Regions from separate parts of the Homo sapiens genome. Here regions 1, 2, 4, 5 and 6 are each linked to region 3. Evidence: chromatin contacts called from ENCODE Hi-C or POLR2A ChIA-PET data. All regions are on one chromosome and are shown on one strand. Each heading gives the region's core, a stretch centred on a gene start or an enhancer-like site at or near the end of the contact. The rest is flanking DNA. Distances are from core to core; before and after follow the strand shown. Region 1 holds the start of ZNF93 (zinc finger protein 93). Region 2 holds the start of ZNF101 (zinc finger protein 101). Region 3 holds the start of ZNF737 (zinc finger protein 737). Region 4 holds the start of ZNF253 (zinc finger protein 253). Region 5 holds the start of ZNF14 (zinc finger protein 14). Region 6 holds the start of ZNF682 (zinc finger protein 682).

What was found. A loop is a pair of places that touch in the nucleus more often than their neighbours do. ChIA-PET counts read pairs that join two places held with the same protein, here RNA polymerase II (POLR2A). Pooled maps may share reads with other maps.
Region 1: a loop to region 3 is called in a map of naive thymus-derived CD4-positive, alpha-beta T cell, with 10 times the contacts of the local background. The contact joins the promoter of ZNF93 here to the promoter of ZNF737 in region 3. A Hi-C loop is called at or near these places in 2 of 168 maps with a recorded cell type or tissue (esophagus muscularis mucosa and naive thymus-derived CD4-positive, alpha-beta T cell), 1 of 37 single-sample maps with no recorded cell type and 9 of 50 pooled maps. POLR2A ChIA-PET finds 5 or more read pairs at or near these places in 3 of 52 experiments (CD4-positive, alpha-beta T cell, activated CD4-positive, alpha-beta T cell and naive thymus-derived CD8-positive, alpha-beta T cell).
Region 2: a loop to region 3 is called in a map of naive thymus-derived CD4-positive, alpha-beta T cell, with 7 times the contacts of the local background. The contact joins the promoter of ZNF101 here to the promoter of ZNF737 in region 3. A Hi-C loop is called at or near these places in 1 of 168 maps with a recorded cell type or tissue (naive thymus-derived CD4-positive, alpha-beta T cell), 2 of 37 single-sample maps with no recorded cell type and 11 of 50 pooled maps. POLR2A ChIA-PET finds 5 or more read pairs at or near these places in 6 of 52 experiments (CD4-positive, alpha-beta T cell, GM12878, RWPE1 and 3 more).
Region 4: a loop to region 3 is called in a pooled map, with 21 times the contacts of the local background. The contact joins the promoter of ZNF253 here to the promoter of ZNF737 in region 3. A Hi-C loop is called at or near these places in 10 of 50 pooled maps. POLR2A ChIA-PET finds 5 or more read pairs at or near these places in 6 of 52 experiments (CD4-positive, alpha-beta T cell, HepG2, activated B cell and 3 more).
Region 5: a loop to region 3 is called in a map with no recorded cell type, with 14 times the contacts of the local background. The contact joins the promoter of ZNF14 here to the promoter of ZNF737 in region 3. A Hi-C loop is called at or near these places in 2 of 37 single-sample maps with no recorded cell type and 7 of 50 pooled maps. POLR2A ChIA-PET finds 5 or more read pairs at or near these places in 2 of 52 experiments (activated B cell and activated CD4-positive, alpha-beta T cell).
Region 6: a pooled map shows a loop between it and region 3 (12-fold over the local background). The contact joins the promoter of ZNF682 here to the promoter of ZNF737 in region 3. A Hi-C loop is called at or near these places in 1 of 37 single-sample maps with no recorded cell type and 11 of 50 pooled maps. POLR2A ChIA-PET finds 5 or more read pairs at or near these places in 4 of 52 experiments (CD4-positive, alpha-beta T cell, activated CD4-positive, alpha-beta memory T cell, activated naive CD4-positive, alpha-beta T cell and 1 more).

The regions. Positions count from the first base shown.
Region 1 is chr19:19,898,643-19,902,628 of GRCh38, reverse strand. It overlaps ZNF93 (zinc finger protein 93), which reads right to left and starts at 1,683. Exons shown (of 4, transcript NM_031218.4): 1 at 1,538-1,683. The coding sequence starts at 1,540. RefSeq lists enhancers at 1-481, 1,030-1,579, 1,114-1,713.
Region 2 is chr19:19,666,099-19,670,548 of GRCh38, reverse strand. ZNF101 (zinc finger protein 101) reads right to left here and starts at 1,710. Exons shown (of 4, transcript NM_033204.4): 1 at 1,583-1,710. The coding sequence starts at 1,585. RefSeq lists enhancers at 889-1,454, 1,455-2,021 and a silencer at 1,301-1,500.
Region 3 is chr19:20,563,488-20,567,670 of GRCh38, reverse strand. It overlaps ZNF737 (zinc finger protein 737), which reads left to right and starts at 1,890. Exons shown (of 4, transcript NM_001159293.2): 1 at 1,890-2,033. The coding sequence starts at 2,031. The region is part of intron 2 of LOC105372316 (a long non-coding RNA gene); the gene reads right to left. RefSeq lists enhancers at 2,038-2,087, 2,298-2,457.
Region 4 is chr19:19,864,442-19,868,916 of GRCh38, reverse strand. It overlaps ZNF253 (zinc finger protein 253), which reads right to left and starts at 3,035. Exons shown (of 4, transcript NM_021047.3): 1 at 2,918-3,035. The coding sequence starts at 2,920. It overlaps LOC124904664 (a long non-coding RNA gene), which reads left to right. Exons shown (of 4, transcript XR_007067169.1): 1 at 1-2,481. RefSeq lists an enhancer at 2,575-3,004.
Region 5 is chr19:19,730,629-19,734,964 of GRCh38, reverse strand. It overlaps ZNF14 (zinc finger protein 14), which reads left to right and starts at 1,853. Exons shown (of 4, transcript NM_021030.3): 1 at 1,853-2,009. The coding sequence starts at 2,007. RefSeq lists a silencer at 2,198-2,347.
Region 6 is chr19:20,037,175-20,041,101 of GRCh38, reverse strand. It overlaps ZNF682 (zinc finger protein 682), which reads left to right and starts at 1,597. Exons shown (of 4, transcript NM_033196.3): 1 at 1,597-1,759. The coding sequence starts at 1,757. RefSeq lists an enhancer at 1,251-1,827.

The DNA of each region.
Region 1 (3,986 bases), core at 434-2,933, 660 kb after region 3:
GTGAATAGGCTGGGACATCTGCAGGGGAGGCTCCCCAGAAAAAGCTAAATAGGACTTTATAAACTCCTGTTGGCTGGGCCCTGTGGCTCATGCCTGTAATCCCAGCACTTCAGGAGGCCAAGGCAGGCAGATCACCAGAGGCCGGGAGCTCGAGACCAGCCTGACCAACATGGAGAAAACCCGTCTCTACTAAAAACACAAAATCAGCCAAGCATGATGGTGCATGCCTGTAATCCCAGCTACTTGAGAGGCTGAGGCAGGAGAATCGCTTGAACCCAGGAGGTGGAGATTTCAGTGAGCCATGATTGCGCCACTGTACTCCACCTGGGCAACAAGAGCAAAACGCAAAACTCTGTCCAAAAAAAAAACCTTCTGTTTTAGGCTTAATATTAGCCTTAGCTTGGAGTCACTAGGCTCAAGCTTTGTCATGTCAGAGTTATTCACTTGGTTTTTGAAACTCAGTGTTTGAAAAATCCGTGAAATTACTCAAACACAGTATTTACATAAGGGAAGGAAATTTTAAGATGTCTATTTTTTTTTTAAGACGGAGTCTCACTTTGTCACCAAGGCTGGAGTACAATGGCAAGCTCTCGGCTCACTGCACCTCGCCTCCCAGGTTCAAGCAATTCTCGTGCGTCAGCCTCCCAAGTAGCTGGGATTACAGACGCCTGCCACCAATCCCGGCTAATTTTTGTATTTTTAGTAGAGACGGGGTTTCACTATGTTGGCCAGGCTGGCCTAGAACTCCTGACCTTGTGATCCACCCGCCACGGCCTCACAAAGTGCTGGGATTACAGGCATCAGCCACCGCGCTGGGCCAGGAAGGGGATTTAACCCTAACGCAGTTCCGGTTTTTGTGTCCTTCCCATATTGGCTGAGGTCCCACCGCACAATCTAAGCTGATCCTGGTTGGGCTAGACACAAACTTTTTCCATATAGGGTAAACGCGCGATGTTTTGAGAAAAGGAGAATGGGGAAAAAGAAGGGGTAGGGTTGATTTACAATTTTTACAACTTATGACCAGGAAGTTGAGTCTCTGAAGAGGAACTTAGCTGCCCTAACAACTCCTCAAGTGATCCGCCCGCCTCGGCCTCCCAAACTGCTGCGATTACAGGAGTGAGCCACCTTGCCCAGCCCCATAAATTTTTAATAGGAGAAAAGAGAAACTGTGAACCCAACCCACTAAAGCTCTTCCCATTCGTGAACCCGCACTCCGAGTCAGGATTCTCCCCTGACGACTCTCCCGTGGTCTCTGCACAATCTGGGAGAGAAGCGGCTCTGCGGGTGCGCAGCTGCCCAGCGAGGGCTCCAAGCCAGGGCACAGTCACCGCACAGTGAAGAGACAGGACGCCTGGGGGCTGCGCTATAAGCGCAGCCGCCATCTTATGGCTGAAGGGAACCGAGGCCGAGCTGGGCAAGAACTCCGGCGCAGATTGTGGAGCTGACTAAGGGGATACCTGAGTCCCGCCACCGTCACTTTCCACCGGTTCCAACCAGCCCCTCCCCGTCGCTTGGGATGTCGGACCGGCACTCTCACCATTTCTAGGCTTCCAGGGGTCCTGGTGTCTTAGCTGTGGATCTCCCAATACCTGCAGGTCACAGGGCCACAGAGGCTGGGCCTGTAGGAGCACAGGACACAGAGTAGTGAAGAGGAGACCTGGAGCTCCGGCTGCACCGAGAGACAAAGGACCCGCCAAACCAGAAGCCGCCCTGTTCGGTCCGGCTGCTTGCCTGATTGGACGTTTCCAGCCCAGCGTCCCTGATTGGATAATTCTTAAGGTCCCGCCCCCTCAGGACCTGAGTGACAGAAGATGTGATCACATGCTGGGCTGAGTGAAGAAGAGTAACAGCCTAAGCTGCAGCCTTTTCAGCCAGGGCTTCCTCTCTGAGCTGAGCCACGTCCACCCCAGAGCATGGGAACATTCTCTTTTTTACTCTCTCTTTTTGAATGTATTGAAAAGGTGAACAGAAGTATTTCGTTGTCATATTAATAATACCGTTGGAAGTAAAGTGTTTGGTGTCGCAAAGTGAAACCAGTACTCAGGCAAAAGTTTTTTTAGTAAGGCAATTTACTTCTGCAAAAGGTTTTTGTTTGCATTAATCACGATCGCAAGAGCACCCTGAACAAAGGAGGGAAGGGGTTTTTATTTTTAACGTAAAGTCTCTTCCTCTGTGTTACTCCCCCATGGGCTAGGGTCGGACCCCACAATCTAAACTGACCCGATTGGCTATTTGTAAATATTTTTCCAAATAAGGAAGGGAAGGGGCATGTATAAGTCACAGTGGTGGGACGTGTGGTTTTGAAGGGTGGGAAGGCTGCAGAGTGAGTAATCAAGGGAACAGATGTGAATTATTGATTAGAGCTGTTGGGAAGGAAGGTTGTTACAGTAACTAGGGGCAAGGAGGCATGGAGAACAAGCAAGTTGAGTTTGAGAACAAAGAACAAGAAAGTTAAGACTAAACCTTTGAAGAGGAATTTTATTGTATTTTACAATTTCCCCCTTTTAATTTTTATAATTAAAAAAAAACCTTTTTTTTTGAGATGGAGTTTTTGCTCTTGCTGCCTAGGCTGGAGTGCAATGGCACGATTTTGGCTCACTACAACATTTGCCTCCCAGGTTCAAGCAATTCTCCTGCCTCAGCCTCCCGAGTAGCTGGGAGTACAGGCATGTGCCACCACGACCAGCTAATTTTGTGTCTTTAGTATAGATGGGGCTTCTTCATATTGGTCAGGCTGGTCTCTAACTTCTGACCTCGGGTGATCCGCCCGCATCAGCCTCTCAAAGTGCTGGGATTACAGGCGTGAGCCACTGCGACCACACGCTTTTTAAAACTTTTTAAACATACCTTTACTTTGTTGTTTGACTTGATCTTTTAAAAGGAAAAGTTTATCTGAATAAGGTGGAGGAGAACTAAGGGAGGTTTTCGTAAGTGTCGTTTTTATAAGTCTTTGTACTAGCCCACAGATGCATGGTATGACACAACACCCAACAAGAATTAGTACACCTATTACAACTATAAGAGAAGTAAGAATTGAGGCTATGACTTTTTTTCGTTTACTGAACCACCTCTCTAGCCATTCTGAAAACGTGTTATTGACCCCAGAATTTTTAGCTAATTCATTGGATAAAGTGGTAAGTTCGTGTAAGGCCCTTCTTATGTTCCTATTGGGGGCAGTATTGTTTGGGATGAAGGTACAACATTTGAGTTTTAATCATAACACAAACTCCACCTTTTTCAGCTAATATTATGTCCAGGGCCATTTTGTTTTTCTAAGTTATCTGGCTAGTAGGCCTTAATTGGTTGGCTATTTCTTTGACAGCATTTCTGGTGTAATTAATAAACTAATATTGATTATAATAGATGTGATTTATCTATCTAATCTACATTTTTATTAATAGTTACCCGTGGAAATATTGATTTAAATCCTGCAGCTATTTGATCTTGGGCTTTGAATTCATCAGGTACCACCCGTGGGACTCCAGTTGTGTCTAAATAAACTTGAAAGTCAAAAGACACATAAGGGGCTTCTCTTATTTTACAGTGTTGTGGTTTTTCTTTTTCTAGTCGATGAAATGCCAGAGTGAAAGGGATAGCCAACTGGACAACAGTGCAAGTGCCGTTCCAGTTACTTGGCAGAGTGTCCAGTAAGGGTCCACCACAATACCACCATATATTTGCTCAAAGATGAACAAGGGAAGACTGACTGGTAAGATCTTGGAAAGGCTTAAGCTCACTGTATCCCATTAAGTCTCCAAGAAATGCCAAGTTTTCCCCTTGTCGTGAGAGACACGAGGTAAAATTGACGCTAGGAGATGGAGGCTGGATGGCTCTTGGGGCCTGACCCACAGGGTGTTGGACTTTAAGAAATAGCAGAGAGAGAGCTCAGCAGGATTTATTACCCTAGGCTGTGGGGTCTTGGAAAAGAGCTACTATACAGTTTATGCCTGGTCAACTAGAAGACCATCTGAGTGGGAAAGGGACAA
Region 2 (4,450 bases), core at 461-2,960, 900 kb after region 3:
CTGGGCTCAAGAGATCTTCCCGCCCCAGCCTCCCAAAGTGCTGGAATTACAGGCGTGAGCCACCTGGGCAGGAGAATCGCTTTTGACTTCCAGAGCAGACTGGGCAACATAGTGAGACCTTGTCTCTACAAAAAATAAAAACTAGCCGGGCGTGGCGCATGCCTGTGGTCCCAGCTTCTTGGAAGACTGAGGCAGGAGGATTGCTTGGGCCCCAGAGGTTGAGGCCGTAGTAAGCCATGACTGTGCCACTGCATGCCACCCTGAGCTGCCTCAGAAGGGAGAAGTTTCTTTCTACTGTTTCTGGCCCCACCCCACCCCCAAGGGCCAGCAGGGAATCCCTCTGGAATTTCCTAAGGAAACTTCTTTTCAAAAGACAAGAACTCCTCCCTAGGAGGCTCATCAAACAACCAGGAAAGATTAACCACGCCAGGACAGACTTTTCACCCGTTCTTCCGAGGGCAGCTGGAAGAAGTCCCTGGACGGTCCTGAAACCCAGGACCAGAAAGATAGGAGGGTGGGCTGAGGACCCAATACCCTGTGAAGTTCCCAAGAGAAGCCTCCACCCAAAGACTGTCTGATAAGGTGGCCGCGCCTAGGGAAGGTAAAAAGAGGGCAGGCACAGTGATTTTTTTTTTTTAACATCGGAGTGTCAGGGGGTTATTTTCTGCTTTGCTCGCATGTGAAATGTTCACAAACGGAAAATGAACTTTTTAAGAAGTGCCATCTAGGGCTCCTTGGAAAAGATGACAGTTAAAACACTGGGTCTTGCCAGGCGCAGTGGCTCAAGCCTGTAATCCCAGCACTTTGGGAGACCGAGGCAGGCAGATACCTGAGATCAGGACTTCAGCACGGCCAACATGGTGAACCTGTCTCTACTGAAAATACAAGTTAGCCGGACGTGGTGGCGGGCACCTGTAATTCCAGCTACTCAGGAGGCTGAGGCAGGAGAATCACTTGAACCCGGAAGACGGAGGCTGCAGTGAGCCCAGACAGTGCCACTGCACTCCAGCCTGGGCGACAGAGTGAGACTCCGTCTCAAAAATAATAGAAATAATGATAATAATAATAATGTGAAGTGGATGTACTGGAGGGAGAACTTAGGGTTGGGGAATGCGGGGAAATTTAGGGATTTACTGCAGCCCTGGGAGGAGCGAAGCTGGGGGACGGGGTCGTGGGTTTGAAACCCAGCTTCCCACACCTTTGGAAGACTCCGAAGGAAACGGGGACCGCCTAAGGGAGGAGGAACTGGGGACCCCACAGGCCACGGCTCCTCCCGCACGAACCCCACACCCGAGGCGGGATTCCCCCTAAGACCCTCCTGAGGCCCCCGCACGATCTGGGGAGACGCGGGGCTGCGGGCGCGGAGCTGCCCTGAGAGGGCTCCGGGGCCGGGACAGGACACCCGGGGTCCCGGCGGCTGGTCCAGCTCCACCCGGCGACCGAGGGGACCAAGGGTCGAGCTGCGCCTGGGGGACTCGGGTCCCAGACCCCCACAGTCGCCGCGGGGAGGCCCAGGTCCAGCCACTGCCGGTTCCGACCAGCTCCTCCTCAGGTCTCCGGACGCCCGGCTCCGCACGCTCACCATTTCCGGCTTCCGGGTGTCCTGGGTCCTTCCTGGGGCTGGAGCAGCCAGAACAGGTCCCACACGACAAAATCAGCCGTATCCGGGGCACCAGGGGCTCCCCGAGGAACTAAAACCCGGACCCGAATGGGGGGCCGGCGGGAAATGAGACCGCTTCGGGCTTTGGAAGTTGCCCCTCCTCCCGGCGCACCTGATTGGACAGTTTGCCGCACAGCGCCTCTGACTGGCTGGTGCCCCAGGTCCCGCCCCTGGGGCTTGAGCGACAGGAGAGGTGATCGGAATCCTCAAATAATCCGCTCGCTGTGTGGGGTGTGACTGACAGGTGCTACCCACAGCCCCTCGCTGGGACCTTGGACCTGGACTTGCATGGAAGCAGAACTTGCTCCCGTTAGGGTCAACCCAACCAGACTGTTCCCCTCCTTCCCCCATCAGTCTTACAATACAGTCCTTTGTGACCGCCACACAACTCCCCCCGGGCTAGAAGTAGACCTCCTCCCCACTGACCCTTCCAGTAACTGTTTGTTCAAAAGACTTCAGCTGAACCGGCAGACAGTTCCAGGATGCGGTCACAACACCTGCCCACCTTGCATAACAAAGCTGGCAAAAACATCTCCAGGATGCGGTCAGGACACCTGCACCCCCGACTCAGTTCTCACACCCCAGCCCAGTTCCTCGCCCTATAAAGCCCTGCTGTAGTCTGTAAGCGGGGCTGCCTCCTCTAACTGTGGGGGAGCAGCCCAGCAGGTTAATAAAACTTACTTGACTGACTTCAGGTCTCTTCGTCCTTTCGGCTGACCTTACAGCTCCTGGTTTTCCGGAGCAGGCCCTGTCGGCTTCCTGTACTCAGTGGGTCCTTCCTGCTGCTTTTTTTTTTTTTTTTTGAGACGGAGTTTCGCTCTTGTTGCCCAGGCTGGAATGCAATGGCACGATCTCAGCTAACTGCAACCTCCGCTTTCCGGTTTCAAGCGATTCTCCTGCCTCAGCCTCCCGGGTAGCTGCGATTACAGGCGCCCACCACCACTCCCGGCTAATTTTTGTATTTTTAGTAGAAATGGGGTTTCACCATGTTGGCCAGGCTGGTCTCGAACTCCTGATCTCGTGATCCGCCGGCCTCGGCCTCTCAAAGTGCTGGGATTACAGGCGTGAGCCACCGCGCCCAGCCGCCTCCTGCTTCTTTTTCCGGAACACCGGTCACATGAGTGTGCACGGAATTCCAGACTCCGTGTTCAGTGAAGCCATCCCTCCACCTTGGAGCTGGAGAGACTCCCAGGTCACAATGGAACAGGTAGGAGGCCCTGATGTCCTCCAGAGATCAGGAATTTATGAGGCTATTGGTCCCATGGCCAAGGCTTCCTACACGTTACTTCTTCTCAGGCTACTCCTTTTCAGCCAAGAAAATAAAAACATGCCTTAAAGGGAACAAAATTATTAAATGCAGGGAAAAACTGGAGTAAACCACTTTTTTTTTCTTTTTTTTTGAGACGGAGTCTGGCTCTGTCGCCCAGGCTGGAGTGCAGTGGCACGATCTCAGCTCATTGCAACCTCTGCCTCCCAGGTTCAAGAGATTCTCTTGCCTCAGCCTCCCGAGTCCGAGTAGCTGGAACTACAGGCATGTGCCACCATGCCCGGCCAATTTTTTTTTTTTTTTTTTTTTTTTGTATTTTTAGTAGAGACGGGGTTTCACCGTGTTAGCCAGGATGGTCTCGATCTCCTGAACTCGTGATCTGCCCGCCTTGGCCTCCCAAAGTGCTGGGATTACAGGCATGAGCCACCGTGCCCGGCCTGGAGTAAACATTCTATAAAGGTATTGCTACCAGAAAGGGGTCCAGTCCCAGACTCCAAGAGCAGAAGCTTGGACCTTGTATGGGAAAGAATTAATATTGGAGAAAAAACTGAAAAAGTAAGTATATCGAACTGTATCATGGGACAGAAACATGTCATTCCTATTTTTACTGAAGATTATCTTATTTGATACTATGTGATTATTAAGTCCTATTACATTTCCTTTCTCCTTTTACGAAGTCATGTATCTTAATAATATGCAGCCGGGCACGGTGGCTCAGCCTGTAATCCCAGCACTCTGGGAGGCCCAGGCAGGCGGATCATGAGGTCAGGAGTAGGAGACCAGCCTGCCCAACATGGTGAAACACCGTCTCTACTAAAATTACAAAAATTAGCCAGGTGTGGTGGCGCATGCCTGTAATCCTAGCTACTAAGAAGGCTGAGGCAGGAGAACTGCTTGAACCCAGGAGGAGGAGGTTGCAGTGAGCCGAGATCACAGCATTGCGCCTGGGCGACAGAGCATGACTCCATCTCAAAAAAAAAAAAAAAAAAAAAAAAAAAAAAAAAAAAAAAAAAACCAGAGCCGGGCCCGGTGGCTCACGCCTGTAATCCCAGCACTTTGGGAGTCCGAGGCGGGTGGATTACGAGGTCAGGAGTTCAAGACTCAGCCTGGCCAAGAAGGTGAAACCCCGTCTCTACTAAAAATACAAAAAATTAGCTGGGTGCAGTGGCAGGCGCCTGTAATCCCAGCTACTCGGGAGGCTGAGGCAGGAGAATCGCTTGAACTCCGAGGGCAGAGGTTGCAGTGAGCTGAGATCACGCCACTGCACTCCAGCCTCCAGCCTGACAACAGAGTGAGACTCCGTCTCAAAAAAAAAAAAAAAAAAAAAAACCAGAATATGCAGTGGGTGGCCGCAGCGGGTCACACCTGTAGCACTTTGGGAAGTCGAGGCAGGCAGATCTCTTGAGGCCAGGACAGGAGTTCCAGACCAGCCTGGCCAACATGGTGAAACCCTGTCTCTCCTAAAAATACAAAAATTAGCAGGCATGGTGGTTCATGCCTGTAATTCCAGCTACTAAGGAGGC
Region 3 (4,183 bases), core at 641-3,140:
TTAGCATTTTCCTTTTCCGCTTACATTTATCTTGTAGCAACCAGCCCCTATCACGATACATTAACTTATAAGCAGTAAGCAAACACCATCCACTCCGGGAGATCCCTCAGCATCTCCTTTGCTGACTGGAATCCCCCGCAGCACTTCCCGCACAGTCAAAGGTTTAAACTGCACTAATTTAGATTCCCAATTCCCACAAAAACCAGTTCCCCTTGACCATTTAATCACCAAGAGGGAGAACTGGGGGAGTTCCCATCCCAGGATATGGGAAGTCCCTGAGCCCTCCAGCCCTGTCCTTCTAGTCAAAAAGGGGTACACTTTTGTTTTCAAATCCTATTTGTGATGCCAAAAATGTTCTGTGAGGCAAATGTGAGAGGGGAGAAACAAAGACACACACACAATACCATTAAGGGTAAACAACTTTTATCCCACGTAAATGGCAATGCAGACATAATAAAGTAATAATATAATAAGCAAATGATATAATAAGCAAATAAATATAATAAGCAGATTGATGTAATAAGCCAATCTTAATAAGACGAGGAAATGGGAAAAGATATATATATATATATATATATATATATATATATATTTTCCCTCACCAGACTATGGGGGATTCACCACCAGAGAGGGAGGCAACAGCCACAGCTCTAGAGTCAGCCACCCGTCCATCGTACACAGACAAGGAGAGGTCTTATGAAGCTTCAGGGCGGTCTGGGACCTTAGCTCTTTTGTAACGAGTTGTTTGGCATAAGGCCCAGTGATGAGAGCCCTTCACGACTTGCCTCAAGGAACACAAAAAGGTCAACCTTTTTTTGTGATTGTCTATTGTTTTTCAACAACTAATATATAGGAATAGATTGAAATAGAGATTTCTTCAATACAGCGCTGGATGAACACCTCAGGGGCTCACACAACCTGTTCTGGGACTTGGTGACAATTGTTTGTGTCCACATTCAATTGAGTTCAGATTTAATATGTGACTTTTCCTCCACAAATTCCCCTGTCTTGATGAATCGGCTCTGTCTAGGCAAAGGGTAAAATAAACCCCTTGGGCTGTTACACAACCTCCGCCTCCTGGCTTCAAGTGATTCTCCTGCCTCAGCCTCCGGTGTAGCTGGGACTACAGATGTGCACCCCCACACCCAGGTAACTTTTTATATTATTAGTTATTATTATTATTTATTAGTTATTATTAGAGATGGGGTTTCACCATGTTGGCTAGGCTTGTCTTGAACTCCTGACCTCAAGTGATCTGCTCACCTTGGCCTCCCAAAGTGTTGGAATTACCAGCGTGAACTATCCGTGCCTGCCTCTAAATGATTTCTATCTCCTATAGCTGTTGGAAATTAAAGATTGTTTCAAATTGAAAAAATAAAAAGAATGTGGACAAAAATAAAATATAAATAGTTTTTTAAAATTACGAGATATTACAAAATATATATGTAAATCTGGAGTGCTCAAAAATGACAAATTTGATTTATTTATAAGGTTTTATTAAAATTAGCTTTAATAGATTTTACCATTACCAAAGTAAAAGTTGATTTTCTGTTGAACAAAAATTTTATGTATTATTAATGACAGCAAAATACTTCTGTTCACCTTTTTAATACATTCAACAAGAAAGAGAGTAAACAAGAGATAAAATATTCCCATGCTCTGGGGTGGGCCTGGCTCAGCTCAGGGAGGAAGCACTGTTTGAAAAGCCAGCTGCTTAGGCTGGCACTCTTTGTTCACTTAACCCAGCATCTGATCATATCTTCTGTCACTCAGGGCCTGAGGGGGCGGGGATTTAAGCATTATCCAATCAGGGACGCTGGGCTGGAAGCCGTCCAATCAGGCACGCAGCCAGAGTGAAGCGGAAGGCTTCCGGGTTTTGCGGGGCCTTTGTCTCTGCAGCCGGAGCTCCAGGTCTTGTCTTCACTGCTGTGTGTCCTCTGCTCCTAGAGGCCCAGCCTCTGTGGCCCTGTGTCCTGCAGGTATTGGGAGATCCACAGCTAAGACGCCCGGGAGCCCCTGGAAGCCTAGAAATGGTGAGAGTGCCGGTCCGACATCCCGAGAGAGGGGGATAGGCTGGTTGGAACCGGTGGGAAGTGGCTGTGGCGGGACTCAGGCCTCTGCGCAGTCAGCTCCACAATCTGCACCCTGAGTTCTCCTTGCCCAGCTCGGCCTCAGTCCCGTTCAGCCATAATTTGGCGGCTACGCTGACAGCCGGGCCCCCTGGCGTCCTGTGTCTTCCCTGCGTAGTGACTGCTCTGGCCTGGAGCGCTCCGTGGGCAGCTCTGCAACCGCAGCCTCCCGTCTCTCCCAGAATGTGCAGGGACCACCAGAGGGTCGTCAGGGGAGAATCCTGACTCGGGGTGCAGGTTCATGAATGGGAAGAGCTTTGGTCCGTGGAGTTCACAGTTTCTGTTTTCTGCTATTCAAAATTTATGGGGCCGGGCGCAGTCGTTCACGCCTGTAATCCCAGCACTTTGGGAGGCCGAGGCAGGCGGATAACTTGAGGTCAGGACTTCAAGATAAGCCTGGCCCAAATGGGGAAACCCCATGTCTACTAAAAATGCAAAAATTAGCTGGGTGTGATGACAGATGTCTGTAATCACAGCTTCTCGGGAGGCAGAAGTGAGAGAATCGCTTGAACTCCGGAGGTGGATGTTGCAGTGAGCTGAGATCTTGCCACTGCACTCCAGCCTGCGCGACAGTGAGACTCCGTCTCAAAAAAAAAAAAAAAATTCCTGGTTATGTAATTACAGTTTAATTGGCAGTTTATAGTTGCTTAAGCCTGAATTTTGTTTCCCCTAATGTAGTAATTTCCCAAAAAATGCACATGAGCTTAGATTTTTTTTTTTTTGAGGTAGAAATCCAGGGACTAGAGCTTCTTCAGTCTAATTGCCTGCCACTTAATTATTTTCACACGCCACAGCGGACTGATTTTCCCTGGCATTTTCCACATGTGTCTCAAGCAAGGCCTCAAGTGTACCCCATGTTCCTCAATTTATTATTTTTATTTTTTTTTTTTTGAGACGGAGTCTCGCTCTGTCGCCAGAGCTGGAGTGCAGTGTCAGATCTCGGCTCACTGCAACCTCCGCCTCTCAGGTTCAAGCATTCTTCTGCTTCAGCCTCTGGAGTAGTTGGGGCTATGGGCACGCGACACCACGCCCAGCTAATTTTTGTATTTTTAGTAGAGATGGAGTTTCAGTATGTTAGCCAGGAATGCTAGTTACCAAGGAAAAAAATAGGGAAAATCTCTCTTCCATTTTGGCTGTAGACAATGAATATATTTCCACAGGAAAATGTGGTAGATAATTGATGAGTTACATAGATTCGTCAACACATTAGTTCCTCTTTTTGCAGGGGAAATTTGTGACAGTGAATATCTCAGTTCTATATCCTGTTGAGTTCTGAGTTAAATGCTAAATTATATGTGATGAAACATGGTACCTTCTAGAAGTGTTCCCATATGACTAATTTTTTACTACATTATTTTATTTATTTACTTTTTTTTTGAAACAGAGTCTCGCTCTGTCAACAGGTTGGAGTGCAGTGGCGTGATCTCGGCTTACTGCAGCCTCCACCTCCTGGGTTCAAGCAATTCTCCTGCCTCAGCCTCCTGAGTAGCTGGGATTACAGGCACGTGCCACCACACCCAGCTAATTCTTTTGTATTTTAAGTAGAGAGGGGGTTTCAACATGTTGGCCAAAATGGTCGTGATCTTCTGACATCGTGATCTACCTGCCTCGGCCCTCCAAAGTGCTGGGATTACAAGCATGATTTGCCGCACCAGGCCTACTTATTTTTAAGATAAATAATAAAATAATACATATATTTTCTGAAAGAAGTAGATATATTTACTTTTCTTATGGAGGTATCACATGCAAGCACCTTAGCCAGGTGCAGTGGCTCACGCCTGTCATCTCAGCACTTTGGGAGGCCGAGGTGAGTGGATCACTTGAGGTCAGGAGTTTGAGACCAGCCTGCCCAACATGATGAAACCCCATCTCTACTAAAAATACAAAAATTAGCCGGGTGTGGTGGCATACGCCTGTATTCCCAACAACATGGGAGGCTGAGGCACAAGAAGGTCTTGAACCGGGGAGGCAGAGGTTGCAGTGAGCCAAGATCATGCCATTGAACTCCAGCCTGGGCCACAGGGTGACTCCGTCTCAAAAAAAAAAAAAAAAAA
Region 4 (4,475 bases), core at 1,786-4,285, 700 kb after region 3:
GCAGAGAAAAGCATCTACATATAACCTAAATTCCTTAAGAAAAGAGAGAATATCAAAATATTTTTTAAGCTTTTTATTTATTTATTATACTTTAAAGTTCTGGGGTACATGTGCATAACGTGCAGGTTTGTTACATAGGTATACACGTGCCATGAAGGTTTGCTGCACCCATCAAACCATTATTTACACTAGGTATTTCTCCTAATGCTGTCCCTCCCCTAGCCCCCCAATCCCCTTTTTTGGAACTTTTTAAAGAGTTTTTGAACTCTTGGACATCAGAATTTTACACACTGTATGCACTTGAAAAAATGCTTATGGGGGAAAAAGCAGAAGAGAGAAAGATATTATAAAAAAAAGTTCATGAGTGCACAAGACCAATGCAACAGAATAGAGAGCCCAGAAATAATGCCACCCTCCTACCATCATCAGATTTTTGGCAAAGCTGATAAGAGAAATGTGGAAAGAATTCTCCATTTAATAAATGGTGCTGGAATAACTAGCTAGCACTATGTAGAAGACTGAAAGTGGACCCCTTCATTACACAATATACAAAATCAACTCAAGATTAATTAAAGACTTAAATGAAAAACTTAAAATTGTAAGAAACCTTGCAAGATAACCTAGGAAGTACCATTCTAGACACAGAAACTGGCAAACACTTCATGATGAAGCTACCAAAAGCAATTGCAACAAAAGCAAAAATTGACAATGGGACCTATTTGAACTAAAGAGCTTCTTCACAGCAAAGGAAACTATTAACAGAGTAAACAGACAACCTACAGAATAAAAAAAATTTGCAAACTTTGCCTCTGACAAAAGTCTAATATCCAGAATTTATTAAGAACTTAAACAAGTTTACAAGAAAAAAAAAATCTCATTAAAAAATAGGCCAAAAAAACATGAATAGATGCTTTTCAAAAGAACATATACATGTGGCTAGCAAGCATATGAAAAAAAAAAAGCTCATCACTAATCATTAGAGAAATTAAGAGAAACCACAATGAGATACCACATCACACCAGTCAGAATGGCTATTTTTAAAAAGTCAAAAAATAACAGATGCTGGCAAGGTTGCAGAGAAAAGGGAATGCTTATACTCTACCTCATAATTGGGTATATACCCAAAGAAATATAAATTATTGTATTATAAAGATACATTCATATGTATGTTCATTGCAGCACTATTCACAATAGCAAAGACATGGACAGGCCCTATCAGTGGTAGACTGGATAAAGAAAACACGGTATGGTCAGATGCGGTGGCTCATGCCTGTAATCCCAGCACTCTGGGAGGCTGAGGCAGGTGGATTGCCTGAGCTTAGAAGTTTAAGACCAACCTGGGCAACATTGCAAAATCCTGTCTCCACAGAAAATACAAAGAGAAAAATTGGCCAGGCGTGGTAACACCAGCGTGTAGATCAAGCTACGTGAAAGGATGAGGTAGGAGAGAATTGCTTGAGCCAGGGAGGTTGAGGCTAAATAAGGCTGCATCACTCCACAGCACTCTAGCCTGGGCAATAAGTGACACTCTGTCTCCAAAAATAAAATAAAATAAAAGATTTAGTAAAAACAAAATATGGTACATAAATATCATGGAATACTCTCTGGCCATTTAAAAATAAATGATCATGTCCTTTGCAATAACATCAATAAAGCTGTAGACCATTATTTCAGAAAACTAATGCAGAAACAGAAAACCAGACATTCGCCATCACACCCAGCTAATTTTTGTACTTTTAGTAGAGATGGGGTTTCCCCATTTTGGCCAGGCTGGTCTTCAACTCCTGACCTCAAGTGATCCATCCACCTCGACCTCCTGAAGTGTTGTTATTACAGGCGTGAGCCACCGCGCCCGGCCCCATAAATTTTTAATAGGAGAAAAGGGAAACTGTGAACCCTGACAGATATAATAGATTCCTCTTCAAGGGCCTAACTTTCTTGTTCCTTGTTCTTAGGACCAACTTTTTTGTACCTCTTTGTACCTAGACACCCGCTCCGTAAACAACCCAAACCGCCTGTTCCAATCTGCGACCCGAACCCCTTCCTTATTTGGAAAGTAGCCAATCGGGTCAGCCTAGATTGTGAGGTCAGACCCCGGCCAATGGGGGAAGGACACAGAGGCAATAACGGCGTTTAGGGTTAAAAACCCCTTTCAAACTGGGAGGCCGAGGCGGGCGGATCAACTGAGTTCGGGAGTTCAAAACCAGCCTGACCAACATGGTGAAACGGCATGTCTACTAAAAATACAAAATCAGCCGGGTGTGGTGACGCATGCCTGTAACCCCAGCTACTCGGGAGGCTGAGGCAGGAGAATCACTTGAACCCGGGAGACGGAGGTTGCAGTGAGCCGAGATCGCGCCATTGTACTTTAGCCTGGGCCACAAGAGCAAAACTCCGCCTCAAAAAAAAAAAAAACCTTCCTTCCTTTCTTCTGTGTGCTCTTGCGATCAGGTCGGACGCGAGCAGCACTCTTCTTCAGAAGTAAATATGCCTTCCTGTGAAATTTTCTAAGTGCTGGGTAGTTTTTTGTTTTGTGTTGTTTTGCGGCACCAAGCGCTTGTTTCTAACAACCTCACGGACCAAAGCTCTTCCCATTCATGAACCCGCAGGGAACCGAGTCAGGATTCTCCCCTGACGACCCTCCCGTGGTCCTTGCATGATCTGGGAGAGACGCGGTGCTGCGGGTGCAGAGCTGCTGAAAGAGGGCTCCAGGCCAGGGCACAATCACTGTGCCGGGCCCCGGATGTCACCGCAGCCGCCATCTTATGGCTGAAGGGGACTGAGGCCGAGCTGGGCAGGGAGAACTCCGGCGGCAGATTGTGGAGCTGACTGTGAGGAAGCAGAGTCCCGCCAGAGCCACTTCCCACCGTTCCAAACAGCCTCTCCCCTCTCTCGGGACGTTGGACCCGGCACTCACCATTTCTAGGCTTCCAGGGGTCCCGGGGTTTAGCTGTGGCTCTCCCAATACTTGCAGGTCACACGGCCACAGAGGACGGGCCTCTATAAGCACAGGACACAGAACACTGAGGATAAACCTGGAGCTCCCGCTGCAGCGAGAAACAAAGGCCCCCAGAAACCATGTGGTTCGCTCCAGCTGCGTGCCTGATTGGACGGTTTCCGGCCCAGCGTCCCTCATTGGATAATGCCTAAGGCCCCGCCTCCCCAGCCGCTGAGTGACAGATGTGATCAGATACTGGGCTGAGTGAAGAAAGAGTGACAGCCTAGGCTGCAGCCTTTTCTTTCTTTCTTTCTTTCTTTCTTTCTTTCTTTCTTTCTTTCTTTCTTTCTTTCTTTCTTTCTTTCTTTCTTTCTTTCTTTCTTTCTTTCTTTCTTTCTTTCTTTCTTTCCTTTCTTTCTTTCTTTCTTTTTCTTTCTTTCTTTCTTTCTTTCTTTTCTTTCTTTTTTCCCCCCACCGAGACGGAGTTTCCCTCTTGTTGCCCAGGCTAGAGTGCAATGGCACGATGTTGGCTCACCGCAACCTGCACCTCCCGGGTTCAAGCGATTCTCCTACCTCAGCCTCCCATGTAGCTGGGATTACAGGCATGCCTCACCACGCCCGTCTAATTTTTTGTACTTTTAGTAGAGACAGGGTTTCTCCGTGTTGGTCAGGCTGGTCTCGAGCTCCCGATCTCAGGTGATCCGCCCGCCTCGGCCTCCCAAAGTGCTGGGATTACAAGCGTGAGCCACCGCGCCTAGCCTAGCTGGAGCCTTTTCAAACGGCTTCCTCCCTGAGCTGAGCATCCCATCCCAGAGCATGGGAAAATTCTATCTCATATTCTCTCTCTTTTTGAATGTATTCAAAAGGTGAACAGAAGTACTTTGCTGTCATATTAATAATACATGAAATGTTTGTTCAAGAGAAAGTCAACTTTTACTTTGGTAATAGTGTATTATCAATACTAAAGCTAATTTTAATAAGACCTTGTAAAGCCAGGTGCGGTGGCTCAGGCCTGTAATCCCAGTACTTTGGGAGGCTGAGGAGGGCAGATCACTGGGTCAGGAAATCGAGACCATCCTGGCTAACACGGTGAAACTCTGTCTCTACTAAAAATACAAAAAATTACCCGGGCGTGGTGGCATGCACCTGTGGTCCCAGCTACTCAGGAGGCTGAGGCAGGAGAATGGCTTGAACCCAGGAGGCAGAGGTTGCGGTGAGCCAAGATCGCACCACTGCACTCAAGCCTGGGTGACAAAGTGAGACTGCGTCTCCAAAAATGAATAAATACATAAATAAAACCTTGTAAATAAACAAAATTTGTCATTTTTGACCTCTCGAGATTTACATATATAATTTGTAATCTCCTGTAATTTTTTAACTATATTTTATTTATATCTACATTCTTTTTATTTTTTCAGTTTGAAACAACCTTTAAGTAATTTCAAACTGTTATAGGAGATAGAAAGAAATCATTTAGGGACAGGTGCGTTGGCTCACGCCTGTAATCCCAGCACTTTGGGAAGCCAAGGTGAGTGGA
Region 5 (4,336 bases), core at 604-3,103, 830 kb after region 3:
AAATAAGGCCGGGCGAGGTGGCTCATGCGGTAATCCCAGCACTTTGGGAGGCCAAGGTGGGCAGATCTCTTGACCCCAGGAGTTTGAGACCAGCCTGGGCAACATGGCGAAACCCCATCTCTGCTAAAATTACAAAAATTAGCTGGGCATAGTGGCACATGCCTGTAACCCCAGCTACTCAGGAGGCTGAGGCACAAGGATTGCTTGAGCCCAGGAGGTGGAGTGCAGTGAGCCGAGATCACGCCATTGCACTCCAGTCTGAGCAACAGAGCAAGACTGTCTCAAAAAAAAAAAAAGAAAGAAAGATAAATAGATCCAGAAAAATCCAGAAATTTGATATCTACATACAATAGAATACAATTCTATTCTATTGTATGTAGATTTAGGAACTGACTAATTTAGGAACTCTTTAAAAAATGTTTAAATAAAGCATTAAAAAGAAGTAAATTGGGGACAGGCGAGGTGGCTCACACCCCCAGCACTTTGGGAGGCCAAAGAGGGCAGATCACCTGAGGTCAGGCGTTCGAGACCAGCCTGGCCAACATGGTGAAACTCTATCTCTACTACAATACAAAAATCAGCCGGGAGTAGTGGTGGGCGCCTGTAATCCTGGCTACTCAGGAAGCTGAGTCAGGAGAATCACTTGAACCTGGGAGGCAGAGGTTGCGGTGGCTGAGCGCCACTGCACTCCAGCCTGGGCAACGAGAGCGAGACTCCATCTCCAAAGGAAAAAAAAAGAAGTAAATTGGCCGGTGGCAGTGGCTCACACCTGTAATCCCAGCACTTTGAGAGGTCGAGGCAGGAGGATTGCTTGAACCTAGGAGTTCGAGACCAGCCTGGGCAACAGAAGGAGACACACATCTCTACCAAAAATTAAAATTAAAATTAAAACAATTAGCCAGGCCTGGTAGTGCGTGCGTGTAGTCCCAGATACTTAGGAGGCTCAGGTTGGAGGCTTGCTTGAATCCAGGAGTTGAAGCCTGCAGTGAGCAATGATCACACCACTGCACTTCAGCCTGGGCTACAGAGCAAAACCCTGTCTCTTAAAAAAAAAAAAAAGAAGAAGAGGCCGGGCGTGGTGGCTCACGCCTGTAATCCCAACGCTTTGGGAGGCCGAGGCCGGCAGATCACGAGGTCAGGAGATCGAGACCATCCTGACTAACACAGTGAAACCCCGTCTCTACTAAAAAAATACAAAAAATTAGCCGGGCGTGGTGGCGGGCGCCTGTATTCCCAGCTACTCGTGAGGCTGAGGCAGGAGAATGGCGTGAACCCGGGAGGCGGAGCTTGCAGTGAGCCGAGATGCGCCACTGCACTCCAGCCTGGGCGACAGAGCGAGACTCCGTCTCAAAAAAAAAAAAAAAAAGAAGAAATAAATCCTAACACATACTACAAGGTGAAGCTCGAGGACATTATGCTAAGTGAAATAAGCACGTCAGGAAAGGACAAATACTTTATGACGCCATTTACATGAGATTCCCACAGTCAAATTCACGAACTCAGACAATGGAATGGAGGTTGCAAAAGACCCTGAGGGAAGGAGGTGCACGGGGAGTTGTGCAACGAGACAGATTTCAGTGTTGCAAGATGAAAACAATTCTGGAAATTGGCTTCACAATGTGAATGTATTTAACAGTACTGAAGAGAACACTTAAAATGGATGGGAGGCAAAGAACACATTCGGTTTAAACGCAAACGTCCTGGCGGGGACAAGCCGGACTGAAGCCAGGCCAGCTCAACCACGCCCCTTCCTGCTCCGCTGTCACTCAGTGATAAAGAGGCGGGGCCATTGGATCTGTCCAATCAGGACCTCAGCTGAAAAGATGTGAGCGGCGCCACGCTGGGCCTGCGCAGTGCGGACGTCGCCATTCCTGGCCCATGGGAAGATTGCGTTTCACCTGCTCCTGAAGGCCGAAGGTGGCTCTAGCGCATCCTTTGTCGCGCCGTGACCTGCAGGTACTGACAGATCCGTAGGGAGGACACCGTGACTTCCCGGACGCTGGGAAATGGTGAGTGTGCGGGGCCAGTGTCCGAGGGGAGGTTTCTGGTTGGAACCGTCTGTGGCCGAGGCCGGGGACCTCCTTGCAGTCAACTCCGGGGTTTGCAGACCCGGGGGCCACCGCGGGCGCAGTTCGGCCCTCGGTCCTCTCTGTGGGAGCTGGACCCGCAGCCGGGAGCCCCAGCGTCCTGTCCCGTCCCCGCGGGGCGACCTCGGCCCCCGGTCCTGGAGCCCTCTATGGGCAGCTCTGCGCCCGCAGCCCCGCGTCTCCCCGGATTGTTCGGTGACAGCGGGAGGGTCCTGGGGAGATCCCATCTCGGTCTGTGGGGTTTGTGCGTTTAAGAAACCACTTGGTTGGAAACCTTACGATGAATCCACGGGTGCGTTTCCTCACTTGTGAGAACCGAAGCCTGGCTAGGTCCTTGCTGCCGGGGTCAGGTTCCTGTGGCTGTTCAAACGCCCCTGCCCTCATCACCAGGGACTGACCCCCTCTAGTGCTCCCAGCACTCAAGTCTGGGGGTGTTTTTGACCTTCTGAATGTGGGCTTTCTTTTCGAACTGCGGGGAAGGGGACTCCTTATCTTAACTGATCAGAAAGTTTGTGTTTCTTCCCTTTGGACTCCTTGATCAAATATTAATTCTAGCCACCCTTAATTCCAGTTTCCCTTCGCTCTGGGTAATTTTGTTCCCTTGCGTGAATGTGTGCGATTTTTAGTTTCTTTGGTTTCTGGATGGAATTAATTGTGAGCTTGTTCAGGTTCTTTTAAATTTTCTTGTTTGTGTGTGTTTATCTGTGTGGTTTCTACCCAAGAGATTTCGCCTATGTTGGAGTGCCATGATGATGCAAAATCTCTGTATGTCATTTGTTCCGTATATAAGTGGTAAGCATTTTTTTTTGTGTGTGACGGAGTCTCGCTCTGTCGCCCGGGATGGAGTGCAGTGGCGCGATCTCCAGCTCACTGCAAGCTCCGCCTCCCAGGTTCAAGCCATTCTGCCTCAGCCTTCCCAGTAGCTGGGACTACAGGCGCCCGCCACCACGCCCAGCTAATTTTTTTGTATTTTTAGTAGAGACGGGGTTTCACCGTGTTAGCCAGGATGGTCTCGATCTCCTGACCTTGTGATCTGCCCGCCTTGGCCTCCCAAAGTGCTGGGATTACAGGCGTGAGCCACCGCGCCCGGCTAAGTGGTAAGCTTTGAGGTGTTTGTGAGAGTGATGTTTATGACACACACCACTTTGATACATTCTGATTGTAAGTGTATGTTGTGATTTTTTCTTTCCTCGTGTGGTTGTAATAGGTCAGTGTGTTTTTCTCTGAGCAATTAACCAGTGGAAGGTTCCTAAGTCTAGAGTCATTGTGGGTAGTTTTGTTGTTGTTTTTTTTCTTTTTTTTGAGATGGAATCTCACTCTGTCGCCCAGGCTGGAGTGCAACGGCATGATCACAGCTCACTGCAACCTCTGCCTCCCTGGTTCAAGCAGTTCTCCTGCTTCAGCCTCCTGCATAGCTGGGATTACAGGCACCCACCACCACACCCGGCTAATTCTTTTATTTTTTAGCAGAGATGGGGTTTCACCATGTTGGCCAGGCTGGTCTTGAACTCCTGACCTCAGGTGGTCTGCCTGCCTCAACCTCCCAAAGTGCTGGGATTACAGGCATGAGCCACCGCGCCTGGCTGATTGTGGGTATTCTTTTGATGCTGATATGTCAGTTTGGGTACCATATCTAGTTTGGGTACCCTATCCTGAAAGGTGTAGTATATAGTTTTTCAGAATTGGAATACTAATTATTTTTGTATAAAATAATCAATAAATAATGGTTTTTCTAAGGTGGTTATTTGTAGATTATATCTTTTATCTGTCTGTGTACTTGGGTCAAAAGCTAGTTGTGAGTCTCCTCATCTTAATTCAAGTAGGCTTAATATACGTGACCTTGAATCTTCACATCCTGATGGTTTGGATGTATCCAGTTGAACTACAGCTGCTTTATGCCAGTGTTTTGTAAATAATTTTCCTGATTGTATTGGGTTTCTTTTTTTATATTTTCTTTCTTCTTTTGAGATGGAGTTTCACTCTTGTTGCCCAGGCTGGAGTGCAATGGGGTGATCTCGGCTCACCGCAACCTCCGCCTTCCAGGTTCAAGCGATTCTCCTTCCTCAGCCTCCCTAGTAGCTGGGATTACAGGCATGCGCCACCACGCCCAGCTAATTTTGTATTTTTAGTAGAGACAGGGTTTCTCCATGTTAATCAAGCTGGTCTCGAACTCCCAACCTCAGGTGATCCGCCCGCCTCAGCTTCCCAAAGTGCTGGGATTACAGGCATGAGCCACTGCGCCCGGCCTG
Region 6 (3,927 bases), core at 348-2,847, 530 kb after region 3:
CCTACTTGGGAGGCTGAGGCAGGAGAATCGCTTGAACCCGGGAGGCGGAGGTTGCAGTGAGCCGAGACCGCACCATTGAACTCCAGGATGGGCAAAAAGAGCAAAACTCTATCTCAAAAAAAAAAAAGAAAAAGCTGTTGGTGAAAAGCAGTAGTTTGGGTACTTGGCTACACACTGTAATCACCCTGAGAGCTTTAAACCATATTGTTGCCCAGATCCAACTCCAAGGATTCTAATTTAATTGGTCTGTTGCAACTTGGGCTTCAGGGATTTTAAGTTTACATCCTGCCCCGCCCCTCCAGTCATTCTCCACACCCCCCGCCGCCACCACCACCCTCCCCACGAAGTCTCACTCTGCAATGGCGCGATCTCGACTCACTGCAACCTCCGCCTCCCACGTTCAAGCCATTCTCCTGCCTCAGCCTCCCGAGTAGCTGGGATTACAGGCGTGTGCCACCATGCCCGGCTAATTTTTGTATTTTTAGTAGAGATGGGGGTTTCACCATGTTGGCCAGGCTGGTCTCGAACTCCTGACCTCAGGTGATACGCCCGTCTCGGCCTCCCAAAATGCTGAGATTATAGGCGTGAACCACCGCTCCCAACCCCGCAGGTGATTTTTATTTGCCAGGGGTAAGAAGCACTGGATCTGATGAAGAATGCATTAGCTGTGAGTGATTTTCATGTATGCTGCCGGGATTTGCCCCATGGCAACTCTGGAGACTGGGGTTTTAGAAAACATCCTTGCCCTGTTAAAAATTAGAAGATGACTTCAAGACATACTCAGCTGCTTGGCTAAATTGCAGAAAGAGAAAATGCCTTCTTCAGAGATCTTTTTTTTTTTAAACTTGGTTTCACTCTGTCACCCCGGCTGTAGTGCAATGGTGTGATCGTGGCTCACTGCAGTCTTGGTCTCCCAGGGTCAAGTGATCCTCCCGCCTCAGCCTTCTGAGTAGCTAGGACTGCAGGCGTGCACCACCAGACTTGGCTAAATTTTTAATTATTTTTTGTAGAGATGGGATCATCGCTATGTTGCCCGGGCTGGTCTTAAAACTCCTGGCCTCAAGTGATGCTCCCGCCTCAGCCTCCCTAGTTGCTAGAACTACAGGCACAGGCTACCACGCCTGGTTTCTTTTTTAAAATGTGGCTACTAGAAAATGTAAAATTCATATGTGCTTCACAGTTTATTTCTTAGAGAATTGCCTCCCTTGCGACATCTTAGGCTGCCTGCTCAAAAGACTGGAGGCTAGGAAAATGATGAAATCTGAGATTTTAAAATAATTGTCATTATATTGTTTCCATTTGTGAATAACATATGTATACTATTCACAAATAAAGATAACTTTATATACAAAGTTAAATGCAAATGTTCCCCAGGAAGGGCCAGTTTCCAATTCAGGAAGGAAGCGCGCCAGAAAAGGGTTCAGGAAAAACCTGTAACTCTTGCCTTATTCAACACATTCTCAGATCACGCCTCCTGTCACTCATGACCTGAGGGGGCGGGGCATGGAACTGTATCCAATCATGGGCGCTAGAGTGGGAACTGTCCAATCAGGTGCGCAGCCAAGGTAGAGGGGGCGGTGTCCTGGAGCTGGCGGGGCCTTTGTCTCGCTCCAGCCAGAGCTCAGGGTCCATCTTCATTGCTTAGTATCCTCTGCTCTAGTAGTTCCCGGTGACTGTCGCAGCCTCTGTTGCCCTCTGACTTGCAGATGCTGTGAGATCCAGAGCTAAGACTCCACGACATCCCGGAAGCCGAAAAATGGTGAGTGTGCCAGGCCGCGCATCCCGAGGTGGGGGCAGGGCTGGTTGAAACCGGCCGGAACCGGCAGTGACGGGACTGGGGCCTCCCAGCTGTCAGCTCCGGAGTCTGCGGACTGGAGTCCCCGGCAGGCACAGCTCGGCCGTCGATCACCTCCGGGCACAGGATGCGAGGTGGGCCAGCAGCCGGGACCCTGGGCGGGCATCCCGTTCCGTTCTCCCGCTTCCCGCCCGGAGCCCACCCTGGGAAGAGCCGCGCGCGTTCTTGCGTCTGCCCCGACTGCGGGGACAATGGAAGCGTCCTCAGGGCAGAGTCCAGACCCCGTGTGTGGTTTGTGCGTGGGAAGTGCTGTGATCCCGGGGGTCCTCAGTCTTTTCCTTCTCCTGTTTAAAAACTATGGGAGTCACCTTTAAAATGTTGAAAACTTATTGAAGTTAACAGTGATTTATGCTCAGAGAGCACCCAGCCACGGTTTGTGGTTGGGGGTCCAGCCGAAGAGCTTGAAGGAAAGTTTTTTATAAAGTGCAGGATGAAGCAAACCGAATTCAGTAACTGACTCGTTCCAGTTATGTAGTCATCTTATTTAGACTATTCAGGTTGTCATTGCCTGGTTATGTAATCAGAAGTTAATTGAAGGTTTGTGGTTGCTTAAATCTGAAAAATCTGAATTTTGTTTCCCCCTAAGGTAGCAATTTACAAGAAATGTATTTGCCTTTGATTTTTTTTTTTTTTAATGTAGGAACTCAGGGTACTAGAGCCACCTCAGTCTAACTGCCTGCTATTTATTTAACACTCCACAGAAGTGGTTTTCTCTTGGATTTTCCAAATGTGTGACAAACAGAATCTCAAAGCTACCACTCTGTTGCCCCAGCCTAACTCTGACTTGCAGTTGAATTTTAAATTTTCAGTTCTTTCCTGACATTCTTCAACACCAACTTCCCCTCTCTAATTCACAACATTATCAACTATTAGTCCTTTTTTGTACATTTCAGACACAGTATTTTGATTGATCATTATTTCAAAGAGCAGCGGATGGCACTTTTTAGAAAAAGAATTGTTTTTCATTTGCAAACATTTTACAGGAGATGAAAGCAGAGAATAATCCCAACACTCCACCATGAAAAAAAAAAAGACCAAAAAACAAAAACCTTTGTGCCAATCTCCCTTTAATCTTTCCTAGGCACAGACACCTTATCAGAATGTTTTTGGGTTGAGGTTCCACTTTGGAAACTTCACAGGGCAATGCATCCTCAGCCACCCTGTGTTATTTTCCTGGTTTTGAGTTTCAGAACTGTCTGGGGATGACATGAGATGCCCACAGTGGCTGTGTCTCCTGAGGTGTCTAGTGAATATCAGCCCCTGGGCCATCTCCTCTCAGGGGCAACCCTGCCAGGTATGGGAATGTGGCCTCTCTGTGGAGTGGTTGGTGCATTGTGCCTGGGAGAAATCAGGTATACCTTTCCTCTGAAAGCAAATCCATTAGGACATTAAGATTTTCTTCCCCAACTCCCAGTTTCCATTTCTTAGAGATACAGTGCTGGCCAGGCAATTTGGATGCTAGTATTGAGGAGAAAATTTTCTCAGATTGGTGAAGAGAGAAAAAAAATATCCCCAAGGACAAGGAACACCCAACCCAGTGAGGCAGTGCAAAAACCTGCAAAGCAAAATGCATCTAAGGGACACAGTGGGGCACAGCACAGTGGCTCTTGGTAGAATGGTTATTGTCCACTTCAGTGAGCAGGATGGGGCGGGAAAATGTCCCAAATGATAGAATGGCTTGACTTGACATCTGAGTCAGATATGTCTGTGTTCCAATCAGTATTGCCGCTTCCTGAGTTTGTCACCTTGGAAAGATTTCTTTGCTTATTTTAACTTCAGTTTTTAATTAAGTGTAAATTATCAGTAGAGCTTGAAAGGTAGTCTGTACTGGCAACCTGGTTTTTTCACCAACCCAGGCTTCTGTGCCACCTGATTATAGTCTCATCTGCCTGCATGGACACAGGAAGAAGTCAGAGCATAGCCTCTCCTGGGACACAATCTATAGCATGAACCAGTCCTTCCGTAACCCTGCACTGTCCCACCCATGGCTTCTAGATAGCAACTTTCCCTCGTTTGCCTTTTAGTTCCCCCACAAACCCTTTTTTTATGTGCACACAGTGTGCCCAACGCCA